Linked DNA regions of Homo sapiens: region 2 is linked to region 1. A link is an interaction called in ENCODE POLR2A ChIA-PET data of the cell type or tissue named here. Cell type or tissue: CD4-positive, alpha-beta T cell. All regions are shown on one strand.

Region 1 (8,000 bases):
GGATTTAAAGTAAAAGTCCAGAATAAAATAGGAAGAGGAAAAAAGCCAACACAAGGATGTATTAACAAGGTGTTCACTGCTGTGGGCACCTGGGGCTGGATCCTACCAAGCCCATCTGATAATTTTCTTTCTTTCTTTCTTTTTTTCTTTTTTCTTTTTTTTTAAATTGGGCAGCCTCCTGAACCAAAGCGGGCTCAGAGACTCCCCATCTGAGTTCTGTAATGCCTCTCATTATGGTCTTCCAAAAGACTGCCAGAGAAGCATTTAACCCTTGGTTTATATCCTCCATTGGTTTGGATTTCCCCAGGAGGCATCAACTTCCCTTGCACTTCTGGGTAGGCACTCACCAGTATCCTACATTATGGTTTAGGAAAAGCTCCAGAACAGAGAGAAAGATACAAGGAGAATTGAAGCCCTCACTGAATTGTTTTCAAAAGCTTTGCCCATTGGGAAGGCTGAGAGGATGGAAGGAAAGGTACAAAACCTCCCAGACCATCCCTTGCAGTGCTCAGATTCATCCATGTGCTCCATTAGATCCAGTCCATCACCTAGTTTTCAAGATAATGGCTAGCTATCATCTTGACAGAAAACTCAGTGGTGCTAAAAATTCTTTGCAAAATGTTTGTTGTCCCTTACGCCTTTTGTGCCCTATAACATACCATACTCAACCATATAGATGATTCTCACAAATAATGTTAAGTGAAAGAAGCCAGACCACAGTACTATGTTTGATTTCATGTGGATAAAATACAAGACAAGCAAAAATATTCTGTTCAAGGCCAGGATAGCAGCTACCCTTTGGGGTGAGAGAGCAGTGTCTAGAAGGGGGAATGAGAGGAGATTTTGCAGGTGATACTTATCAGATATGTGATTTACAAATATGTTCTCCCAATCTGTGGCTTGTCTTTCCTTCTTCTTTATTTTATTTATTTATTTTTTTTTTGAGACAGAGTCTTGCTCTATCGCCAGGCTGGCGTGCAGTGGCGCTATCTTAGCTCACTGCAACCTATGCCTCCCAGGTTCAAGCGATTCTCCTGCCTCAGCCCTTCAGCCTCCCGAGAAGCTGGGATTACAGGTCTATGCCACCACACCCAGCTAATTTTTGTATTTTTAGTAGAGACGGGTTTCACCATGTTGGCCAGGATGGTCTCGATCTCTTGACCTCGTGATCCACCCAACTCGGCCTCCCAAAGTGCTGGGATTACAGGTGTGAGCCACTGCGACCGGCCTGTGGCTTGTCTTTTCATTCTCTTTACAGAATCTTTCACACAGCAGAATTTAAAATTTTTGAAGGCTAGGCATGGTGGCTTACACCTGTAATCCCAACACTTTGGGAGGCTGAGGCGGGCAGATCACCTGAGGTCAGGAGTTCAAGACCAGCCTGGCTAACATGGTGAAACCCCGTTTCCACTAAAAATACAAAACAATTAGCTGGGCGCGGTGGCGCACGCCTGTAATCCCAACACTTTGGGAGGCTGAGGCGGGCAGATCACCTGAGGTCAGGAGTTCAAGACCAGCCTGGCTAACATGGTGAAACCCCATTTCTACTAAAAAATACAAAAAAATTAGCTGGGCGTGGTGGTGCAAGCCTATAATCCCAGCTACTCAGGAGGCTGAGGCAGGAGAATTGCTTGAACCCAGGAGGAGGAGTTTGCAGTGAGCCGAGATCGGGCCATTGCACCCCAGCTTGGGCAACAAGAGCAAAACTCCATCTCAAAAAAATAATAAATAAAATAAAAATAAATAAATAAAATATTTGAGTAAGTCCAATATTTCCATTTTTTAATCTTATGGATGGTATCATATCTAAGAAATCTTTGCCTAATCCAAGATCACAAAAATGTCCCCCTAAATTTTCTTCTATAAGTGTATAGTTTTATTTTTATTTTTATTTTTTTGATATGGAGTTTCACTGTTGTTGCCCGGCTGGAGTGCAATGGCGTGATTTCGGCTCACCGCAACCTCCACCTCCTGGGTTCAAGCGATTCTCCTGCCTCAGCCTCCAAGTAGCTGTGTTTTAGTGATCCCTAACCCTTGCCACCACCATGCCCGGCTAATTTTTTGTATGTTTAGTAGAGATGAGGTTTCACCATGTTGGTCCGGCTGGCCTCGAACTCCTGACCTTAGGTGATCCACCCACCTTGGCCTCCCAAAGTACTGGGATTACAGGCATGAGCCACTGTACCTGGCCGTGTATATTTTTAGATCGCCATTTTTTAAAAGGATTATTTGGGATAGAGTCTCACTCTGTCACCAGGGCTGGAGTGCAGCAGCCGATCATGGCTCACTGCAGCCTTGACCTCCCAGGCTCGGGTGATCCTCTCACCTCAGCCTCCAAACTAGCTGGGACTACAGGTGCACACCACCATACACTGCTAATTTTTTTGTGTTTTTTGTAGAGACAGAGTTTTGCCATGTTGCCCAGGCTGGTCTTGAACTCCTGAGCTCAAGTGATTCTCCCGCCTCGTCCTCCCAAAGTGCTGGGATTACAGGCGTGATCCACCACACCTGCCCATGCATATACTTTTCTATTCAGTCTAAACCTGAAAGAATACACAGCTTTCCTCTGGGGTAGGAAGATAGTGGGATTTGGGGTAAGTATGCTAGAAAGATTGGCTTTTCACCGTATACCCTTTTGTGCTATTGAATTTTTTTTTTTTTTTTTTTGAGATGGAGTTTCACTCTTATCCCCCTAGGCTGGAGTGCAATGGCGCTATCTCGGCTCACTGCAACCTCTGCCTCCCAGGTTCAAACGATTCTCCTGCCTCAGCCTCCAGAGTAGCTGGGATTACAGGCACATGCCACCATGCCCAGCTAATTTTTTGTATTTTTAGTGGAGACGAGGTTTCACCATGTTGGCCAGGCTGGTCTCAAACTCCTGACCTCAGGTGATCCACCTGCCTCAGCCCCCCAAAGTGCTGGGATTACAGACGTGAACCACTACACCCAGCCAAATAATTTTTTAAAACGCAAACTCAAAAAGGGTTGGGAATCACTAAAATACAGTTCCACTGAACAGTTTAAAATCACCATAATGGGCCTGGATCAGCACTTTGGGAGGCCAAGGCAGAAGGCTCACTCTTTTTTTTTTTTTTGAGATGGAGTCTCGCTCTGTTGCCCAGGCTGGTGTGCAGTGGCACGATCTTGGCTCACTGCAACCTCCGCCTCCCGGTTCAAGCAATTCTCCTGCCTCAGCTTCCTGAGTAGCTGGGACTACAGGCGTCTGCCACTGCACCTGGCTAATTTTTTGTATTTTCAGTAGAAACTGGGTTTCACCATGTTAGCCAGGATGGTCTCGATCTCCTGACCTCGTGATCCTCCCGCCTTGGCCTCCCAAAGTGCTAGGATTACAGGCGTGAGCCACCACGCCCGGCCAGAAGGGTCACTCTTGAGCACAGGAGTTCAAGACTGGCCTGGGCAACACAGCAAGACTCCCATCTCTATAAAAATTAAAATAATAAAAATGAGCCAGCTGTGGTGGATGCCTACAGTCTCAGCTATTCAGGAGGCTGAGGCAGGAAAATCGCTTGAGCCCAGGAGTTTGAGGTTACAGTGAGCTATGATCGTACCATGGCACTTCAGCCTGGGCGACAAAGTGCGACCCTACATCTAAAAGAAATAAATAATAATAATAAAATAAATAAATAAAATCACCACGATGCTTGTTGGATTGGATGATTTCACTGCAGCTTCAAATCCTGAGGGTTCTCTCAAGCCTGGCAGTTCTCACTGAGCTAAGAAACTAAAAGTCACATTTATTGGCAAAGAATGGATTGGGCCCATCAGAAGATAATATGCAAATGATGAGTGTGAATTTATAGTTTCCTCTCTATAGCTTTGAACATTGCTGAATTTAGAGAAGAAACTATGAATGTTGCTGCCACCTGCCGGCCACATCTCTCAATATCAGGTTCCTGGAAGTACCTGGTGGGATTCTTCTTTCAATTGAGTCCTCTATTAGGCTCTGGATTGGAGAAAGACTGATTTACAGATTTCTCCCTTTTTGCTGTCATCATCCCATAATCTGCCACAAAACCAAATTGCTAAAAGCAGGGAGCTGTGGCATTCAATTGTCTGCATTTGAATTCTGTCTTTACCTCGGGTAAATCAGATACCTGTTCTATACCTTGGGTAAATCAGATACCTATTCTTTTTTTTTTTTTTTTTTTGAGATTGAGTTTCGCTCTTGTTGCCCAGGCTGGGGTGCAATGGTGTGATCTCGGCTCACTGAAGCCTCCGCCTCCTGGGTTCAAGCAATCCTCCTGCCTCACAGGCGCCTGCCACCATGCCCGGCTAATTTTTTGTATTTTTAGTAGAGACAGAGTTTCACCATGTTGGCCAGGCTGGTCTCTAATTCCTGGTCTCAGGTGATCTGCCTGCCTCAGCCTTCCAAAGTGCTGGGATTACAGGCGTGAGCCACCGTGCACAGCAATCAGATACCTATTCTACACTTCAGTTTCCTCATCTATAAAATGGGGATGATAACAGCAGCTCCTTTACATAGGTGTTGTGAGGATTAAATTAGATCACATAAAGCGCTTAGCACAAGGCCTGGCACACAGTGAGCACGCAACAAATATTAATGGTTGTTGTCATTGTCAGGCAGAGCTTCAGAGCCTCTCTCATCCTTTTTTTTTTTTCCAGCTGAATTTAAGATTCAAGGCCCTCCCATTCTAAACTGACAAATTGTACCTGGACACACAAAAGTCTATTGGAAAGACCTATAGCATCTGGTTCCACCACTTCCTGACCGTGGGCAAGCGTCTTAACCTCTCTGAACCTTACTTGACCTCACAGATGGTTTTGGAGATTACATGAAATCATCTGCGTAAAGCACCAAGACAGTGCCTGGCATGGAGTGGACAGTTAATAAGTGGAATGATGATGGAGTGATGATTAACACAGAAATACTTACCAAGTATAGCTAAAGGTTGAGCAGCACAGGTTGCAAATAGGCAGGCCATAGGCAGTCACTAACCTACAGATATTTGGCCCACAGTGATTTACATTTTAACCCCAGGAATTTTACATTCAAGTCTGAATTCTTAATTTCTCTTTTAAAATGTGAAGATCTGCCGGGTGCAGTGGCTCACGCCTGTAATCCCAGCACTTTGGGAGGCCGAGGCGGGCGGATCACCTGAGGTCAGGCGTTCGAGACCAGCCTGACCAACACGCAGAAATCCCGTCTCTACTAAAAATACAAAATTAGCTGGGCGTGGTGGAGCATGCCTGTAATCCCAGCTACTCCGGAGGCTGAGGCAGGAGAATCGCTTGAACCCGGGAGGCGGAGGTTGCGGTGACCTGAGATCGCACCACTGCACTTCAGGCTGGGCAAAAAGAGCTAAACTCCGTCTCTGGGCCGGGCGCAGTGGCTCACGCCTATAATCTCAGCACTTTGGGAGGCTGAGACGAGGGGATTGCTTGAGTCCAGGAGTTTGAGACCAGCCTGGGTCAACATGGCGAAACCTCGGTCTCTACTAAAAATACAAAAAATTAGCCGGGTGTGGTGGCACGCATCTGTAGTACCAGCTACTTGGGAGGCTGAGGTGGGAGAATCATCTGAAGCCTGAGAGGTCGAAGCTGCAGTGAGCCGAGATCGCACCACTGCATTCCAGCCTGGGCAACCAGAGTGAGACCCTGTCTCAAAAAAGATTTTTTTTAATTTTTATTATGTTTTAATTTTATTTTATATTTTATTTTATTTATTTTATTTTATTATTTTATTTTATTTTATTTTTTATTTATTTTAATCTGTGAGAGGGAGTCTCGCTCTGTCCCCCAGGCTGGAATGCAGTGGCACCATCTCTGCTTACTGCAAGCTCCGCCTCCCAGGTTCACGCCATTCTCCTGCCTCAGCCTCCCGAGTAGCTGGGACTACAGGCGCCCGCCACCATGCCCGGCTAATTTTTTGTATTTTTATTTTTATTTATTTTTATTTTTTATTTTTTTTGGAGACGGAGTCTCGCTCTGTGGCCCCGGCTGGAGTGCAGTGGCAAGATCTTGGCTCACTGCAAGCTCCGCCTCCCGGGTTCACGCCATTCTCCTGCCTCAGCTTCCCGAGTAGCTGGGACTACAGGCGCCCGCCACCACGCCCAGCTAATTTTTTTTTGTATTTTTAGTAGAGACGGGGTTTCACCGTGTTAGCCAGGATGGTCTCCATCTCCTGACCTCGTGGTGCGCCCGCCTCGGCCTCCCAAAGTGCTGGGATTACAGGCGTGAGCCACTGCGCCTGGCTTTTGTATTTTTAGTAGAGACGGGGTTTCACCGTGTTAGCCAGGATGGTCTTGATCTCCTGACCTCGTGATCCACCCGCCTCGGCCTCCCAGAGTGTTGGGATTACAGGCGTGAGCCACCGTGCCCCCGGCCAAATTATTTATTTGTTTATTTATTTTTGAGACGGAGTCTGGCCCTGTCGCTCAGGCTGGAATGCAGTGGTGGATCTCGGCTCACTGCAACCTCCGCCTCCCAGGTTCAAGCAATTCTCCTGCCTCAGCCTCCTGAGCAGCTGGGACTACAGGCACACCCACCACACCCGGCTAATTTTGGTTTTTGGTTTTTTGTTTTGTAGAGAGAGGGTTTTACCATGTTGGGCAGGCTGGTCTCGAACTCCTGGCCTCTGGTGATCCGCCTGCCTAGGCCTCCCAAAGTGCTGGGATTAAAGGTGTGAGCCACTATGCCCAGCCTGGAAACAATTTTTGTAAATTAAGAAATAAATAAGGCCGGGCGTGGTGGCTCATGCCTGTAATCCCAGCACTTTGGGAGGCCAAGGCAGGTGGATCACCTGAAGTCAGGAGTTCGAGACCAGCCTGGCCTACATGGTGAAACCCTGTCTCTATTAAAAATACAAAAATTAGCCGGATGCGGTAGCGCGTGCCTGTAATCCCAGCTACTCAGGAGGTTGAGGGAGGAGAATCGCTTGAACCCGGGAGGCGGAGGTTGCAGTGAGCCGAGATTGCACCACTGCACTCCACCATGGGCGACAGAGCAAGACTCTGTCTCAAAAGAAAAGAAAAGACAAGAAAAGAATTAAATAAAATACAATAAAATGTGAAGTCCTGACAGTGTATTACACTGATCTATACGGAAGGTGGCATATAACAGAGAAACCTAATTTCTTCCAAGGAAGCTAAGTAATGCTCCCTGAAGAAGTGCTGCTAAAGCTGAAACAGGAGTTGACTGGGGGTGAATCCGATAAAGAGGTGGGGATGCTGCTCCAAGCGTAAGGACTGTTGGGTCCAAAGGCCTTGGTCAGGGAGATTCGTGCCTCTGGGAAACCTCAGGGTAGCCAGGTGGCCGGAGCACAGTGAGCAAGACAGCAGGAAGAAGATGAGGCTTCCATTAGCATCTTAAGGATTTTGGTCTTTATCATGAGGACAAATGTATTTCAAAGCTAAAAGCTGGGAGGTAGCCAATTGGTGTAACAAACTGAGGAGCTAGACAGAAATAGAAGGGAGAAAGGTCAGGGGTCAATAATAGCTGAGAAGGCAGAGAAGCACAAGGATAGTATGGAATCTAGAAACTGGGGGCACGCAGGACAGCATTTCAGGTGTGGTCTGGCAAAAGGCAGACTTTACGGCAACCAAGTTAAGTGGGACACCAGGATGAATATCTTATGTTCATTTAAATAGTGGAAAAATGAGAAGAACAGACATTTCGTCAAGGGCATATCACAAGTGAGATACGGAGCTAGATTCACAATACCTATCTTAATTTGTTGCTCTTCCCATTAGTTTTCTCAAGGCAAGTAAACTCAGTACAATACTCTGTTGTTAATACTACTAACAAATCTCATTTATTAAGAGTTTGCTAAATGTTGGGCTCTGTATTTATGTGCATTATTATCTTGTTTTTTTCACAGAGTTAACGAGAACAGTCCACCCAAAATATTATGAACCAAGAGACTATTAGACATTGGAGACAGGAATAAATGAAACAGACACTATCCCTCTCCTTTGGGAATTCACAGTTCAGAAAGGAAGGGAATAGTTTAAGAAGTAATT
Region 2 (8,000 bases), 490 kb before region 1:
AATAAAATTTGTAGAGATGCAGTCTCCCTATGTTGCCTAGGCTGGTCTCGAACTCCTGGGTTCAAGTGTTCCTTACACATTGGCCTCCCAAAGTTCTAGGATTACAGGCACAAGAGATCATGCCTGGCCCCTGTCTTTTTAAAAAGTTTGACTCTCAGCTGGGCGCCGTGGCTCAAGCCTGTAATCCCAGCACTTTGGGAGGCCGAGGTGGGCAGATCACGAGGTCAGAAGATTGAGACCATCCTGACTAACACAGTGAAACCCTGTCTCCACTACAAATACAAAAAAATTAGCCAGACGTAGTGGCGGGCACCTGTAGTCCCAGATACTCTGGAGGCTGAGGCAGGAGAATGGCGTGAACCTGGGAGGCGGAGCTTGCAGTGAGCCGAGATCGCGCCACTGCACTCCAGCCTGGGCGACAGAGCGAGACTCCGTCTCAAAAAAAAAAAAAAAAAAAAAAGTTTGACTCTCATGTTTTATTTTTCCAGTGCCCTTTCTTCTTCTCTTGTTATTCCTTTTTCATATAGCACTTATAGTATCTTATTTCAGGGACATGATACCTTCTCTTAACTCTCCGAGGATGCTAAGAAGCCTTGTTTAGTATTTTCTTCTGCTCTCTGCATCTTTTACTTGCTTCAAACATTTTTGTTCCTTCATCTGCTTTAGCCTTCCTCTCTTATCCTGGAGAATTCCTTCAAGTATCTGGTGATATATAATATAATTAAACGCTGATTTTTAAATGAAGCACTAAATAACTGGCAGCTCCGTGCGTGTGCACGTGTGCGTGGGCACGTGTGTGTGCCCCTGTGTGTGCGTGTGTGTGTGTGCATGTGTGTGTGTGTATGTGTATCAGTGTGAGGGCTCTGTCAACTGGTGGGCTTCACTGTAGGGGAACTGAGTGATGATCTGGCTTTTACACTGAGGCACATGTAAATATCAATTTCCGTAGGTCTCTTCTCTGGCCTTCAGGCCTTCAGAAAATAATCTCCCCATCTCTCACCCGGGTTGCATACCTCTGGCTGCCAGAATTCTGTTGGCAGAGCTGGAGAAAGGGCCCGGGAGTCCCCCCATCTCCCCATTAAAAAAAAAATTAAAATAGAGATGAGGGTCTCACTATGTTGCTCAGACTGGTCTCCAACTCCTGGGCTCAAGTGATCCTCCCACCTCAGCCTCCCAAAGTGCTGGGATTACAGGCATGAGCCACCGTGCCTGGCCTCCTGCTCCCCATTTACCTTTGGTATCTTGTCCTGACCCTTTCTGTGTCTGCTGGCCCTGAGTCCAGACTTCCTCCATGTTAACTTCTCCAGGAAAAGAAAAAACCTTGCCTTCTTGCAGAGTGGAGGGTAGCCATCTGGTTGTGCAGGATACAAAGATGGGGGTGCCTAACAGTCCCAGTACTCCCTCTAGACAATCATCCTCTTGCCCCTGTTTTCTGTCCCACACCTCACCCCTGCTGTCATTCCTCTTCCAGTTGTTTCTCGTGGTCCAAATATGTATTGACATCTCTTAGAGAAGGTAAACTGAGACACAAGAGGCGAGGTGATTTATCCAAGGTCATATGACCAGTAAGTGGCAGAGCTGGTATTGAACTCAGTCTAAGTGCCAACATCTGGTAACCACTCAGTACTTGTTATCTTCCTTCCTTCCCCACCTCTCACAGTGAAAAAGAATGTGAACTTACTATAAACTGGGGTTTGCTCACTCATCTAACAGGTATTAAGTGGACACTTGAACTGTGCCAGGCACTGAATAAGTGATCTAGGAGTAATGGCGACAGTCTGGCCTCTTGAAATCTGTGACCTTAGGGAGGGGGCAGACATTGAACAAACTGCTGCATTAATTAATGAACAGTTACCTGCTATTACCAAGATGCCATGAAGGATAAGAACGGAGTATATTGATGGACACTGCCTAGTGGGGGTGACAGGCTGGGGAGTGTGGAGGGACCCTGGCTTAGATTAGAAGGTCAACAATGGCTTCTCTGAGGAGGTGTGCTATGAACTGAATTCAGTTCCCTCAAATTCATATACTGAAGCCCTAACTCCCAACGTGATGGTATTGGGGTTTCTCTTGCTGTCATTTTTTTTTTTTAGACGGAGTCTTGCTCTGTCCAGGCTAGAGTGCAGTGGCACGATCTCGGCTCACTGCAACCTCCGCCTCCCAGGTTCAAGCGATTCTCCTTTCTCAGCCTCCTGAGTAGCTTGGGATTACAGGTACCCGCCATCCCGCCCGGCTAATTTTTGTATTTTTAGTAGGGAACAGGGTTTCACCATCTTGGCCAGATTCGTCTGGAACTCCTGACCTCATGATTCACCTGCCTTGGCCCCCAAAAGTGCTGGGATTACAGGCATGAGCCACCGTGCCTGGCAAATTTTTTTTCCAATAACTGGGTTTTTTTTGTTTTTTGTTTTTGGCTTTATTCTGCAGTTTACATATGAGAGCCCTAAGCCCAACACAACACTTGATTTTCTGGTTTTATTTATTTATTTTTATTTATTTATTTTTGAGGCAGGTTCTCACCCTGTTGCCCATGCTGGAGTGCAGTGGTGCAATCATAGCTCACTGTAGCTTTGGCCTTCTGGGCTCAAGCGATCCTACCTCAGTCTCCCAAGTAGCTGTGTTTACAGGTGCACACCACCACACCTGGCTAATTTTTAAATTATTTGTAGAGACAGGGTTTCACCATGTTGTCCAGGCTGGTCTCAAACTCCTGGGCTCAAGCAATCCACCCACCTCAGTCTCCCAAAGTGCTGGGATTACAGGCCTGAGCCATTGTGCCCAGCCTTTATTATTCTTTCAGTATCCATGTCCACAGAGACTGCTTCTCCCAATAACACATGCCATTTGATCCTCAGCTGGTACATGTACAACGTCAAAGAACCTGGGCCCTTCCATTTAAGTGCACTCATGTCAATTTGGGCTGGACCTCTGCCCTGGTCCTGTCACCTCTGAGGTGTCCTCAGGTCAGAAATGCAAACAGGCTCGGCTGGGCGCGGTAGCTCACGGCTGTAATCCCAGCACTTTGGGAGGCCAAGGCAGGCAGATCACCTGAAGTCAGGAGTTTAAGACCAGCCTGGCCAACATGGCGAAACCCCATCTCTATTAAAAACATAAAAATTAGCTGGGCATGGTGGCGGGCACCTGTAATCCCAGCTACTCAGGAGGCTGAAGTAGGAGAATTGGTTGAACCCGGGAGGCAGAGGTTGCAGTGAGCTGAGATCGCGCCACTGAACTCCAGCCTGGGCCACAAGAGCCAAACTCCGTCGGAAAGGAAAGGGGACAGGAAAGGGGAAAGGAAAGGGGACAGGAAAGGGGACAGGAAAGGAAAGGAAGGGAAAGGAAGAAAGTAAAGAAAGGAAGGAAGGAAGAAAGAGAGAAAGAGAAAGAAAAGGAAGGAAGGAAGGAAGAAAAAGAAAGAAAGAAAGAAAAAGAAAGAAAGAGAAAAGAAAGAAAGAAAGAAAGAAAGAAAGAAAGAAAGAAAGAAAGAAAAGAAAGAAAGAAAGAAAGAAAGAAAATGCAAACAGCCTCCATGTGATACAACTCTGAATAAATACAATGGGGCCTTTGGGATGGTGGGATTACTGCACTTACAAGAGAGGCCCCAGAGAGCTTGCTCGCTCTCTCTCTCTCTTTTTTTTTTTTTTTCTTTTTTTGAGACAGAGTCTTGCTCTGTCGCCCAGGCTGGAGTGCAGTGCTGTAATCTCGGCTCACTGCAACCTCCACCTCCTGGGTTCAAGCGATTCTCGTGCCTCAGCCTCCCTAGTAGCTGGGATTACAGGCGCCCACCACCACGCCCAGCTAATTTTTGTATTTTTAGTAGAGATGCGGTTTCACTATGTTGGCCAGGCTGGTCTCCAGCTCCTGACCTCAGGTGATCTGCCCGAGTTTGCTCTCTCTCTCTTTCTCTCTGCCATGTGAGGGCAGTGATGAGGCAGCCATCTAGAGGCCAGGAAGACAGCCCTCACCAGAACCTGACCGTGGTGGCAGCTTGATCTTGGGCTTCTGTCCTTACGAACTGAGAAACTAAATCTCTGTTGTTGAAGCCATCCAGTCTATATTTTGATCTAAGACACAGCAACATTTCTGCCAGGTTGGAAGGATGAGAGTTAGCCATGTGAAGTGAAGGAGGAAGGTTGGTCCAAAGAGAAGGAACAGCATGTACAAAGTCCCTGTAGCAGGAAAGAGCCTGATGGGCTGCAGGAATGGTCAGAAATCACATGTGACGACAGTGTAGTGAGCCAGAAAGGAGGCAACAGGAGAGGCGGCAGCGGAAATCTGCAGGAGTCAAATCACACAGGGCCTTTGGGCTATGGCAAGAAGTTTGGGTTTACTCTGAGTGTAACAGGAAGCCATTGAAGACTTTAAACAGGGAAGTGATGTGGTTCATTTATGTGAGTTTCTTAAAAGATCACGCTGACTACTGTGTGGAAGCCAGATGGAGCACAAGGCAGTAGGGAGCCAGAGACCCAACTTTCTAGAAAGAGAAATTGTTTATGGCTCCATTTCCCAAAACTCTACTGTTGTTCTCTAATTTTTTTTTCTGTTACAAAAGGTTGTGGATATGAAGTTGGGCCTTTCCCTTACACCATATACAAAAATTAACTCAAAATGGATCAAAGATGTAAGAGCTAAAACCATAAAACTCCTAGAAGAAAATATAGTGGGAAAGCTTCATGACACCAGATTTGGCAATGATTTCTTGTGTTTATTTGTTTGTTTTTCTTTCTTTTTTTCCTCTTTTTTAAATTTCTTCTTAGATTTGGCAATGATTTCTTGGATATGACACCAAAAGCCTAGGCCACAACAACAACAACAACTACATTAAGTTGGACTATATCAATTTTTTTTTTTTTTTTTGAGATGGAGTCTCACTCTGTCGCCCAGGCTGGAGTGCAGTGGTGCAATCTCGGCTCACTGCAACCTCTGCCTCATAATTCTCCCGCCTCAGCCTCCCAAGCACCTGGGATTATAGGCTCCCACCAGCATGCCCGGCTAATTTTTTTTTTGTATTTTTAGTAGAGACAGGGTTTCACTATGTTTACCAGGCTAGTCTTGAACTCCTGACCTCAAGTTATCCACCTACCTCGGCCTCCCAAAGAGCTGGGATTACAGGCATGAGCCACCGTGCCTGGCCCCAGCTAATTTTTGTATTTTTAGTAGAGACGGGGTTTCACCATATTGGTAAGGCTGGTCTCGAACTCCTGACCTTGTGATCTGCCCGCCTTGGCCTCCGAAAGTGCTGGGATTACAGGCATGAGCCACCATGCCCGGCTGACTATATCACATTTAAAACTTTTGTGCCTCAAATGACACTATCATCCCAGGACTTTGGGAGGCCAAGGCAGGTGGGTCACCTGAGGTCAGGAGTTTGAGACCAGTCTCTCCAACATGCTGAAACCCCATCTCTACAAAAAAATACAAAAATTAGCCGAGAGTGGTAGTGCACACCTGTAATCCCAGCTACTCGGGAGACTGAGGCACAAGAATCGCTTGAACCTGGGAGGTGGAGGTTGCAGTGAGCCGAGATTGTGCCACTGCACTCCAGTCTGGGTAACACAGTGAGACTCTGTCACCCCCTCAAAAAAACAAAAACAAATGACACTGTCAACAGAATGAAAAGGTCACTCATGGAATGGGAGAAAAGATTTGCAAATCACATATCTGATAAGGGGTTAATATCCAGACTATATAAAGAATTCCTACAACTCAACCAAAAGCAAATAAGTTAATTAAAAAATGAACAAGGGCTGAGCACAGTAGCTCACATCTGTAATCCTAGCACTTTGGGAGGCTGAGGTGGGTGGATCGCTTGAGTCCAAGAGTTTGAGACCAGCCTGGCCAACATGGCAAAACCCCATCTCTACAAAAAATACAAAAATTAGCTGGGCATGGTGACATGCGCTTGTAGTCCCAGCTACTTGGAGGGCCGAGGTGGGAGAATCGCTTGAGTCCTGGAGGTCGAGGCTGCAGTGAGCCATGATTACACCACTACACTCCAGCCTGAACGACAAAGTGAGACCCTGTCTTGAATATTTCCCTAAAAAAGATATACAAATGGCCAATAAGCCCATGAAAAGATGCTCAACATCACTATCATTAGGGAAATGCAAATCAAAACCACAATGAGATACCACTTCACACCTATTAAGATAATGAAAAAAAAAAAAAAAACAGAAATCAAGTATTGGCAAGGATTTGAAGAAACTGGAACTCTCGTGTACCGTTTTTGGAAATGTAAAATGGTGCAGCCACTGTGGAAAACAAAACTGTAATTCCTCACAAATCTGAAAATAGAATTGCCTCTTATGATCAATCCAACAGTTCCTCTTCTGGTAGAAGAATTAAAAGCAGGGTTTTGAAGAGCTGTGTGTATACCCATGTTCATAGCAGTATTCTTCATAATAGCTAAAAGGTGAAAGCAACCCATATATCCATTGATAGATGGAGAAACAAAATGTGGTATAGACATACAATGGAATATTATTCACCCTTAAAAAAGAAGGAAATTTCTAGCCTGGTGGCAAAGCCAGTTTTACAAAAAATACAAAAATTAGCCGGGCGTGGTGATGCACGTTTGTAGTCCCAGCTACTCGGGAGGCTGAGGTGGAATGACTGCTTGACCCCGAAGTTGAGGTTGCAGTAAGCCGAGATCACACCACTGCACTCCAGCATGGGCGACAGAGCAAGAGCCTGTCTCAAAAGACAAAAAAAAGAAGAAGAAGGAAATTCTGACACCTGCTACAACAAGGATGAACCTTGAGGATATCGTGCTAAATAAAATTTGCCAGTCAAAAAAGACAAACACTGAATGATTCCACTTACATGAGGCACCTAGAGTAGTCACAGTCATAGAGGCAGAAGCCCTGGGGTTACGAGGGGCTAGGGCAAGGGGAGGATGGGCAGTTACTGCTTAAATGGTATGGAGATTCAGTTTGGGAAGATGAAAAACTTCTGGAGACGAACGGTTGTGATGGCTGCATAACAGTGTGAATGTACTTAATGCCACTGAACTACACCCTTAAAAATGGTTACAATGGTATTTTTTATGTTGTGTATATTTTATCACAATAAAAAAGGCGGTAATCAAGAGCTGTCGCTGTGTTTATTTTCTAAGCTTGGGAGTGGGGTGAGGGGGTCCTTTCGAGCCATTCAGATCTTGGCTCCCCAACATACATAGCTCAGTGATCTTGAGCAAGTCACTTCACCTTTCTGAACCTGCTTCCTTGTTGGTAATTTCAGTGTAATGATGCTTTCTAGGAGCCGCACGTGTGAAAGCGTGCAGCATACAAGCCAGTGTGTAGTTGAAAATTGCAGCCCTTTTGGTACTCCCTGACCTGGTATTTTTCTTTTTCTTCTTCTTTTTTTTTTCCCAAGTAGCTAGGACTACAGGTGCGTGCCATCACACCAAACTAATTTTTTTAATTATTATTTTTTTAGAGATGGGATCTTGCTATGTTGTCCAGGCTGGTCTCAAACTCCTGGACTCAAGTGATCTCCACTTCAGCCTCCCAAAATGTTGGGATTACAAGTATGAGCCACTACACCTGGCCTGCTTTTTTATTTTAGGGTTTAATCATCACCCTTTGGATCCAATCAGGGGGTAGGGACTGGAAAGCTCTGGCTGAACCTCTGTTGACCGTGAGATACCTTTGTGAAACCCTTTGCTTTCTTTCTGATTCCAAATCCACAAAGCTTCCTTAGCACCAAGCACTGAGTGGCTATGCGTGTTCCTTTCGGAGCCCTACACTCCTCTGTTAAACAAGCCCCCACTGCAGAAGGATCATCACCACCTCTATTAATTTTCTTTCAGTTTGATGGAGACTGGTTGTACCCTGGCACAGCCAGGCCACATTCAATCCACACTTGTTCCTGGGCCTCTGGAGAGCTGGGCTTCTCAACTGAATACCCAAGTGCTGACTGACAAGTAAGCTCCTGGTAAGAATGTTCTCCCCAGGCAAAGCCAGAGCAGTTGGTCAGAGCGGCCGACGTCTAAATGCCCG

The links. Peaks named below come from ENCODE experiments on the same cell type or tissue, not always from the same donor. Only the 100,000 strongest peaks of a DNase experiment are listed, where the experiment ranks them.
Region 2: POLR2A ChIA-PET joins it to region 1 with 16 read pairs; 3 of 35 experiments call an interaction of 5 or more read pairs at or near these places.

What each region holds. Positions count from the first base shown.
Region 1 is chr1:28,355,729-28,363,728 of GRCh38, reverse strand. No RefSeq gene overlaps it. Among named protein-coding and RNA genes, the nearest start is that of PHACTR4, 10 kb to the left of the region's middle. In CD4-positive, alpha-beta T cell, CTCF peaks have their summits at 3,707 and 3,911 (motif pointing left); a DNase peak (open chromatin) is centred at 3,878.
Region 2 is chr1:28,842,336-28,850,335 of GRCh38, reverse strand. The region is part of intron 1 of OPRD1 (opioid receptor delta 1); the gene reads right to left. Among named protein-coding and RNA genes, the nearest start is that of OPRD1, 34 kb to the right of the region's middle. In CD4-positive, alpha-beta T cell, no CTCF peak of the experiment used is centred here; a DNase peak (open chromatin) is centred at 3,945.